Regions from separate parts of the Homo sapiens genome. Here region 1 is linked to region 2. A link is a contact called in ENCODE POLR2A ChIA-PET data. All regions are on one chromosome and are shown on one strand. Each heading gives the region's core, a stretch centred on a gene start or an enhancer-like site at or near the end of the contact. The rest is flanking DNA. Distances are from core to core; before and after follow the strand shown. Region 1 overlaps LINC02104 (long intergenic non-protein coding RNA 2104). Region 2 holds the start of PTGER4 (prostaglandin E receptor 4).

Region 1 (3,626 bases), core at 759-3,258, 1.2 Mb after region 2:
CTCTCACCAGATTCTCAAAATGGACCTTGGCCCACCAAATGATAAAATGTACTTTTCTATGCTGTTTCTTTTTCATTCTATAACACACCTGTTGGCATCCACCACAACAGTGTTGCATTGCTCCCCTGGGCATATTTTCCTTTCTTCCCAAATTTCAATTCAAATCTTCCTTGAACCAGTGAAGAAATCTGCCCCACCTTTTGTTATAGTCCTTGTGAAAAGCACTAAATGCCTCTCCAGAAAGGTCCTTCTATCATTAAACCTAGAGTGTGTGAGAACCAGCAATGTAAAGCACCTTTCCCTGGCCCTACCACCATCCAAAGGATTTAGGTTGGATGCTCACTGAATTTGGAACCAACACAGGAAATGGATGCAAACACTTTTCACTTCCTAGTTCTCCTCCTACACTAAGCTTCATGCTTGGGATCTCAAGAAACTGGTTGAAGAAAGAAGAAAGGCCACCAACCACATTGCCCTAAATACATAGGTATTTGGAAGCAGGTAAAAAACGATGAAGAAGGCTAGACTAGAGGCAAGCTACAAATGCTTAAAAGGGGATTTACCACCCAGAGCAAATGTGGATCAGTCTCTATTGTCCTGGTGTCTCCAACCAGGGAGTGGGAATATGTCTCCTTGTTGACATAGGGCGGTCCTAGAACAAAGAAAGTTGATGACCTAAACCTATCCTTTTTTCCCAGCACTTGAGTTGTGTGTGATTTAACCTTTAACTCTTGCTTGTTGATGTAGGTGAGATGTCAAATATTTTCTACCGGCCTGTCGGCAACTGTTTAAAGTGTTTTCATCACTCTTTCACTAAGGCAAAGCCAGGCTCAGGCTAACCCGTCCTTCTAACAGTTTCTTCCCCCACCCTCTCTCTCCTTTCTCCGCCACTTCCTTCAGACCCAAACAGGAAAGCCATGACAAAGAGCTGGGATCAGCCTGGTAGTCACTGTAAATCTGCAATTACTTAAGTGTTGCTTCCTGTTTTTTGAAAGAATACACTTGCAGCACGGAATAGACTGAGGTCTTGTGACCAACTGTGAACAAATGATTTAAATTGTGACAGGAACAATAAGAAGCCCAGTGTCAGGTCCTGCTGTCCTTCTTTTACCCTCCTTTAATTCTGTAGACCCGGAGTTTAAAGCCTCGTACTTCCTCTAGATCAAATTGCTCTCATGAAAGGACAAAACAGGCACATTCTGCCTACTTCATGCTTAGAGGAAAACCATCCTACCTTTTCCCAAAGCTGAACTCAAACCCACCGGTCTACCCATTCAGGGCAAAACAATTTTTTTTTTTTTTGAGATGGAGCCTCACTCTGTCACTCAGGTTGGAGTGCAGTGGCATGATCTCGGCTCAATTTTCCTGCCTCAGCCTCCTGAGTAGCTAGGATTACAGGCGCCGACTACTATGCTCAGCTAATTTTTGTATTTTTAGGAGATGCGGGGTTTCACCATATAAGCCAGGCTGGTCTTGAACTCCTCACTTTGTGATCCGCCTGCCTTGGCCTCCCAAAGTGTTGGGATTACAGGCGTGAGCCACCGCACCCAGCCTAAAACATTGTTTAAATAGATATATTTTCATTTAATGTTTAAGCCGAAGGCAGAAAGTTTTTACTAGTTTTGCCTTTGCAAGACAAAGGTTTTTCTACCATCAAAAAGAACAAAAAGTGGGGTAAAGATTCTCACCCGCATAATTTCATACATGTTTTTTACTTAATGGTCATTCTTGTTCCCTTAGAGACAGAAGACAATCCTGCTGAAAGAATGGACTTTTAGCTACCAGCAAACAACAGCACACATACAACATATACCTGAAGAAAGCAACTTGGATAAAGGAAGCACTACTCATTTGCATTTTCATAATTTTAGTCTGGAGCTTGCACTCCTATCTTGGAAAGGAAATCTCTTTCATTAAAGAAAACTGGTTATGCCAAATGCACAAAAATAACAGTGGGAGGCACTGGCGTGGGGATGGGTGGAGGAAGGTCACTGCATGACTCAGAAGCATGGCTTCCGTAATTCATATTTTAAGTCGTATTACTTCATAGTCAAAACAGAATTGGCTGGGCGCAGTGGCTCACGCCTGTAATCCTAGCAATTTGGGAGGCCGAGGCAGGTGGATCACTTGAGGTCAGGAGTACGAGACCAACCTGGCCAACATGGTGAAACCCCATCTCTACTAAAAATACTAAAATTAGCCAGACATTGTGGTACACCCCTATAATCCCAGCTACTCAGAAGTCGGAGGCAGAAGAATTGCTTGAACCCCGGGAGCAGAGGTTGCAGTGAGCTGAGATCACACCACTTCACTCCAGCCTGGGCGACAGAGGTCAGAGTGAGACTCTGTCTCCAAAAACAAACAAACAAACAAAACACATAATTTTAGAGTCAGAGAAAAAAACTAACACCTAGCTAAAGTAGGGTTTCTAAGTCATAAACATATATACTATCACATAACTAAAGTAGGGTGTGTCTAAACTACATGTGTGTATGTATATATGTATATTATATTATGCATACATAGCTGAGTATAGTGACACATAGCTAAAGTAGGGTATGTCTTTTATGTGTTTTTTGGATGTAGATTTTTAAATCATATATACCACATTATATAAAATTGTCTCAGCTGAACAGTCTACTTGGAAACTCATTAAAATCTTTCCATAGGAAAGTTTAAAGTAGCCGTAGGCTTAATTCTTATTTCCCCAGTCATTTAGCATATCTATTACTACTTCTTACAGGAAGACGTGGAAAATCAGGCACTTTGGGAATCATGGAACCTTTCTCAGACATGATTTGGTATTACTCTGTGCACCAGATAACTCAGTGGCCTGAAGACTTGAAAAAGTTAATGAACAAGTCAGAAAGGGCCTTTAGGATTACCACTTAAAGGTAGCCCGTTACATAAAAAATTTTGTTTGTAGAAAATAAATCTTAGAGAACTGATAAAGTATGGTGCACACTTGTTAAACATTAGCCCCAAGTTCCCATTTAAGCCACATTATATTTCTGAATTATAGTTTAGACAATATGAAAGTTTGCATGATTCACCCTGATACAGGAATCACTATCCAGGGAGCTAAATGCTTCATGAGTTTCATATTTTAACTGGTAGGTAGACAAGAAAGAGCAAGAACAAAGGACATGACAAAGTAAAGCTGTACCAGAGCAATCCATTGAAAATGACCCAATGTAGTCCAAAGTCAATATTCATTGACTGAATTAATAGTTTTTGAAAAATAAAATGTAGTAAAATTAGTTCCGATGTGGAGATAGGGTGGAAGAAGGTCAAGTTTTATTTTGTTTGTAAAAAGTATTCCATTAAAGCTATGTGGTAAAATTATGCTTTATACCATTTATGAATATCAAAGTACTAAGATAAAACACAACTTTCTTAAAAGTACAGCAGCAACATACTTTAAAAAAAAAAGAAACCAACAAGCAAGAATATGGTCACTGGTAAAAGTGTCTCATTGAAGAATACCCCCATTGAGGAGCTTGGGTATCAAAGGAGCAATAAATGGAAAATGTCCTGTTCAGTCATAGAAAGTTTGAATCTGCTTCATGTCAAAGTGTCACTGCAGCAGAGTTTTTTGTCAGGCATTCATCCTGACTGCTTTTTCT
Region 2 (3,372 bases), core at 46-2,545:
CACCAACAAAGTGCCCAACAGGTCGGTGACAGCCAGCCCACATACCAGCGTGTAGAAGGTCGTCTCCTTCTGCTCCTTGCGCGACTTGCACAGCACCACGATGGCCACCAGGTTGCCCACCACCCCGAAGATGAACATCACCGCCGGGATGGTCACTGGGCTGTTCAGCCGGTCGGGGCTCAAGGAGGCGGACGAATTGACCCCGGGAGTGGACATGATAGTGGCTGGCGGTGCGCAGCCTTGGAGTGCAAGGCTGGGTCTGGGGATGGTAGAAGAGAGACAAAGCTGCCGTGAGCGGAAATTACCACTTGTAAGGTGTTAGACCCGCGCCCGAGAAACGATACACTGATAAGACAAGGGGAGCAACTCGATCCTACTTTCTGGATTGTAGCCACTTACCAACTGCGGCCACCAAAATCTCCAGGCTCGCGATACGTCCTGCCAACAGCACACTCTTGCTGACATTAATATTTATAAACTGATTTTCCCATTCCTCTTCCTCCCCACAATCCAACTCACTCCATTGCCAAGATGAATAAGACCCATCTCAAGGGAAAAGTAGCTCGCTAGTGCTATTCTCGATAGATTCTGAATCAATAAAATGCTCACTGAAAACAAGTTACAAAAGCAATTTGGAGAGCGCGCTCTTCCCTTCTTGGCTCTCTTCGGCGAGGGCCGCATCCCTGCGTTCTCTACCCGTTGACCCCAACGTCAGCCCAACGCCATCTCACCTGTAGCGGCAGCAGCGGTGGCAGCCTCACGAGCCCCCAGGGTCAGCCCTCAGATGTCCTGGACCCGCCTCCAACCTGCTTTCACCTTGTCCTGCTCAGTCTGGAAACTGCCAAATCTTCGGCTTCTCAAAGCCGGTCTCAGTGGCTGTCGATTTTTGGACACCGAGGTCAGAGTTGCCAGCTTTCAAAAACTTGGGAAACAAGAGGTGCAGCGGGATGGGTCAGTGAAGAATGGTGCTGGATTTCTTACTCGCTATTTTTTTTCCTTCAAAGACGAGTCCCAGCTTTGCAGTGCCCGCCGGTCTCGTCTGCGGGAGGACAGCGTTCAGGTGTGAGGCTGTGCGCGCAGGTGGCGCGGAGCCTTGGTCCCCAGCTCTGGCTGCCCTCCGCCCCAGCCACGGGCAGCACGGGCGGCTACTGGAGTTTGCGGCTGCCGCTGAGGCCGCTCCTGGCTACCTGGGGGCGGCTCGGGGTCCACTCTGCCAGAGGCTCTGGCCTGGGGCTGTTCATCTTCCTCTCGGGCTGCCGGGCTTGGAGCTCCGCTCTCGCCTTTCCACCCTCTGTACAAACTTTTCTCCTCCTCCAAGTTTCCCTGGCGGAGGCGGAGGCAAACCGCGCGCTGCCCGGGCGCCCATTGGCCGGATTGGAAGGGGGCGGAGCGCGTCCTCCCTGGGCGCCGCAGGGAAGACTGGCGGGGGGCGGTGTCTGGGCTGGGGCGGGGCTGGGCGCGCGGGGTGGGGCGGCTCCCGTGGTTTTCACGCCCTCGGAGGTGCGGAGTGGGAACTCGGAGGGGACCCTGGGAAGCCCCGGTGCTTTCCCCGGCGACCGCTTAGCCGCTCCTGAACTCGGCTTCCAGTGGGGCCACCACTGAAACCGGCGACCGTTTCCGCCTCGCTGCCTGCCGCTCGGAGTGTACTATTTCTTGAACCTCCTGTCCGCGGGCCGCAACATCTAGATCGTGGAAGAGAGGGCAGTTGTTTTAGGATTCTACCTAGGGTTGGCCGAGAAAGGAGAAGAAATACGGTGTCTGCGCTAGCGCGTGCGCCCCGGGGTTAGACTTGGGTGCGCCCAGCGGACGTGGTAGGTGGGTGGGTGGGTGGGTACCAGATTGGGCGGGGAAATAACGAAGAATCCATCCTCTCACCATAAAAGGAGTTGGAGTCAGTTGGCAGTGCCCAGACTGCGGGCTGCGCTTGGTCGGGCACCCCAGGCAAAAAAGAAAAAAAAAAAAGAGAAAGAAAGAGGAGGAGACAGTGATTGCAGCCTCTCCCGGCGCAGGTGGCAGAGCCTTGCGGCTTTGGAGAGAGGTGGAGCCTTGGTGAGGTTGGGAGGACTGCCTAACTGCGATCTTTTTCTCCATTCTTCCTCCTGGGAACTTCTCCGCCCTGAAAGGGTAGCGTGAGCTTCATGCCTTCGGCCGGCCGTGTTATACTCGTTAGACCCAATTCACCATGAATCCTTTGAAAGACTAGTGGAGAGTGAGAAGGGGGTTTCAAAGTCACTGGAGTAAAGGAATTCTCCAAGCACCACCTCATGATTAATTCTTGGAAAAGCCTGTTTGCGCGGCCCTTAGAATCATTTTGACTTCTTGTCTAATGGTGAAGTTTTTCTCTGTAATCCTTCTACTCTGTTTTCTAAAACCAGAACTAAAAACCTAAAAAATTGTAAAACTTCATGGTGTAATTAAAACCCCTTCACCATTTTTTTTAAGTAAGATTGTGTGGCCTTATTGCACAATTTAAATTCCTGGAAAAACCTCTTCCCATCTGCAGTGTACAAGCATTCTAACATATTATGTCTCCTCACAGGGTAAGTAAATAACTGGATTCTTTTATGTGATAAGCAGGTACCCATTTCTTAAATGTTATTTCGTGAACGAACAAACCTCCTAACTGGTTCTTCAGTTAGTCTCAGCAACACATGGGTAATAAGAGAAACTAAAAGGGCTTTCCGATTTCAAGTAATTACAGGTCATAAAATATCCAGAATCATATTTACTTGCAAAAGGCACTATATGGATATACTAATAAAGAATTATTCTGTTTATACTATTTACTTAATAATATGAGAAAGAAAAATACACATTTGTTAGCCAATATTAAGATTGATGGTGATTGGTCATTTTCTTAAAAATCTTCTTTTAATCAGTACTCTAATCACTTCTGTTGTCGATGCTTCCTTTGAACAGTAACCTCTAGGATTGTGTCAGCACAGAAAACAAATCAACATTAGAAAAAAGGAAACTGCACACTCTGCGCCATTCCTCACTAACCACATTGCTTTGCTATCACTCATGTCAGTTGCTTGTCAGTAAATATATGGAGGGGAGGTTGGGAAGTCCCTTATATTCACTTTCTGCTAATACAAATTTTTTTTTTCAATTTTCTTTCCATATGAAGCTTGTAAAAGAGAAAACAATTGGTTGCTATTTATTAATTTAAGAATGATGAAGAATATATTAAATATAAAAACTGAGACACACTGCTGAGATAATTAGTAACTGTTACAGGTATTAGCATGTCATTGACAAACCAGACTTGTTATCAATTGAGCTATTTTTCTTACTAGTCCTTTGAATTTTCTTTCTACAGTAGCTTTAGGAAGAAGGAAAATAAATAACCTAATGCTCAATACTAAAAAA

Evidence for each region. ChIA-PET counts read pairs that join two places held with the same protein, here RNA polymerase II (POLR2A).
Region 1: POLR2A ChIA-PET joins it to region 2 with 14 read pairs in Caco-2. The contact joins the enhancer-like site here to the promoter of PTGER4 in region 2. POLR2A ChIA-PET finds 5 or more read pairs at or near these places in 2 of 52 experiments (BJ and Caco-2).

What each region holds. Positions count from the first base shown.
Region 1 is chr5:39,524,358-39,527,983 of GRCh38, reverse strand. It overlaps LINC02104 (long intergenic non-protein coding RNA 2104), which reads right to left. Exons shown (of 3, transcript NR_104632.1): 3 at 3,276-3,626. Among named protein-coding and RNA genes, the nearest start is that of LINC02104, 5.7 kb to the right of the region's middle. Within about 2 kb of position 2,008, at least 8 of the 41 ENCODE cell types and tissues checked have a DNase peak (open chromatin) inside an H3K27ac peak, as active enhancers do.
Region 2 is chr5:40,677,838-40,681,209 of GRCh38, reverse strand. PTGER4 (prostaglandin E receptor 4) reads right to left here and starts at 1,295. Exons shown (of 3, transcript NM_000958.3): 1 at 732-1,295; 2 at 1-259. The coding sequence starts at 216. RefSeq lists an enhancer at 1-277 and a silencer at 1,413-1,632.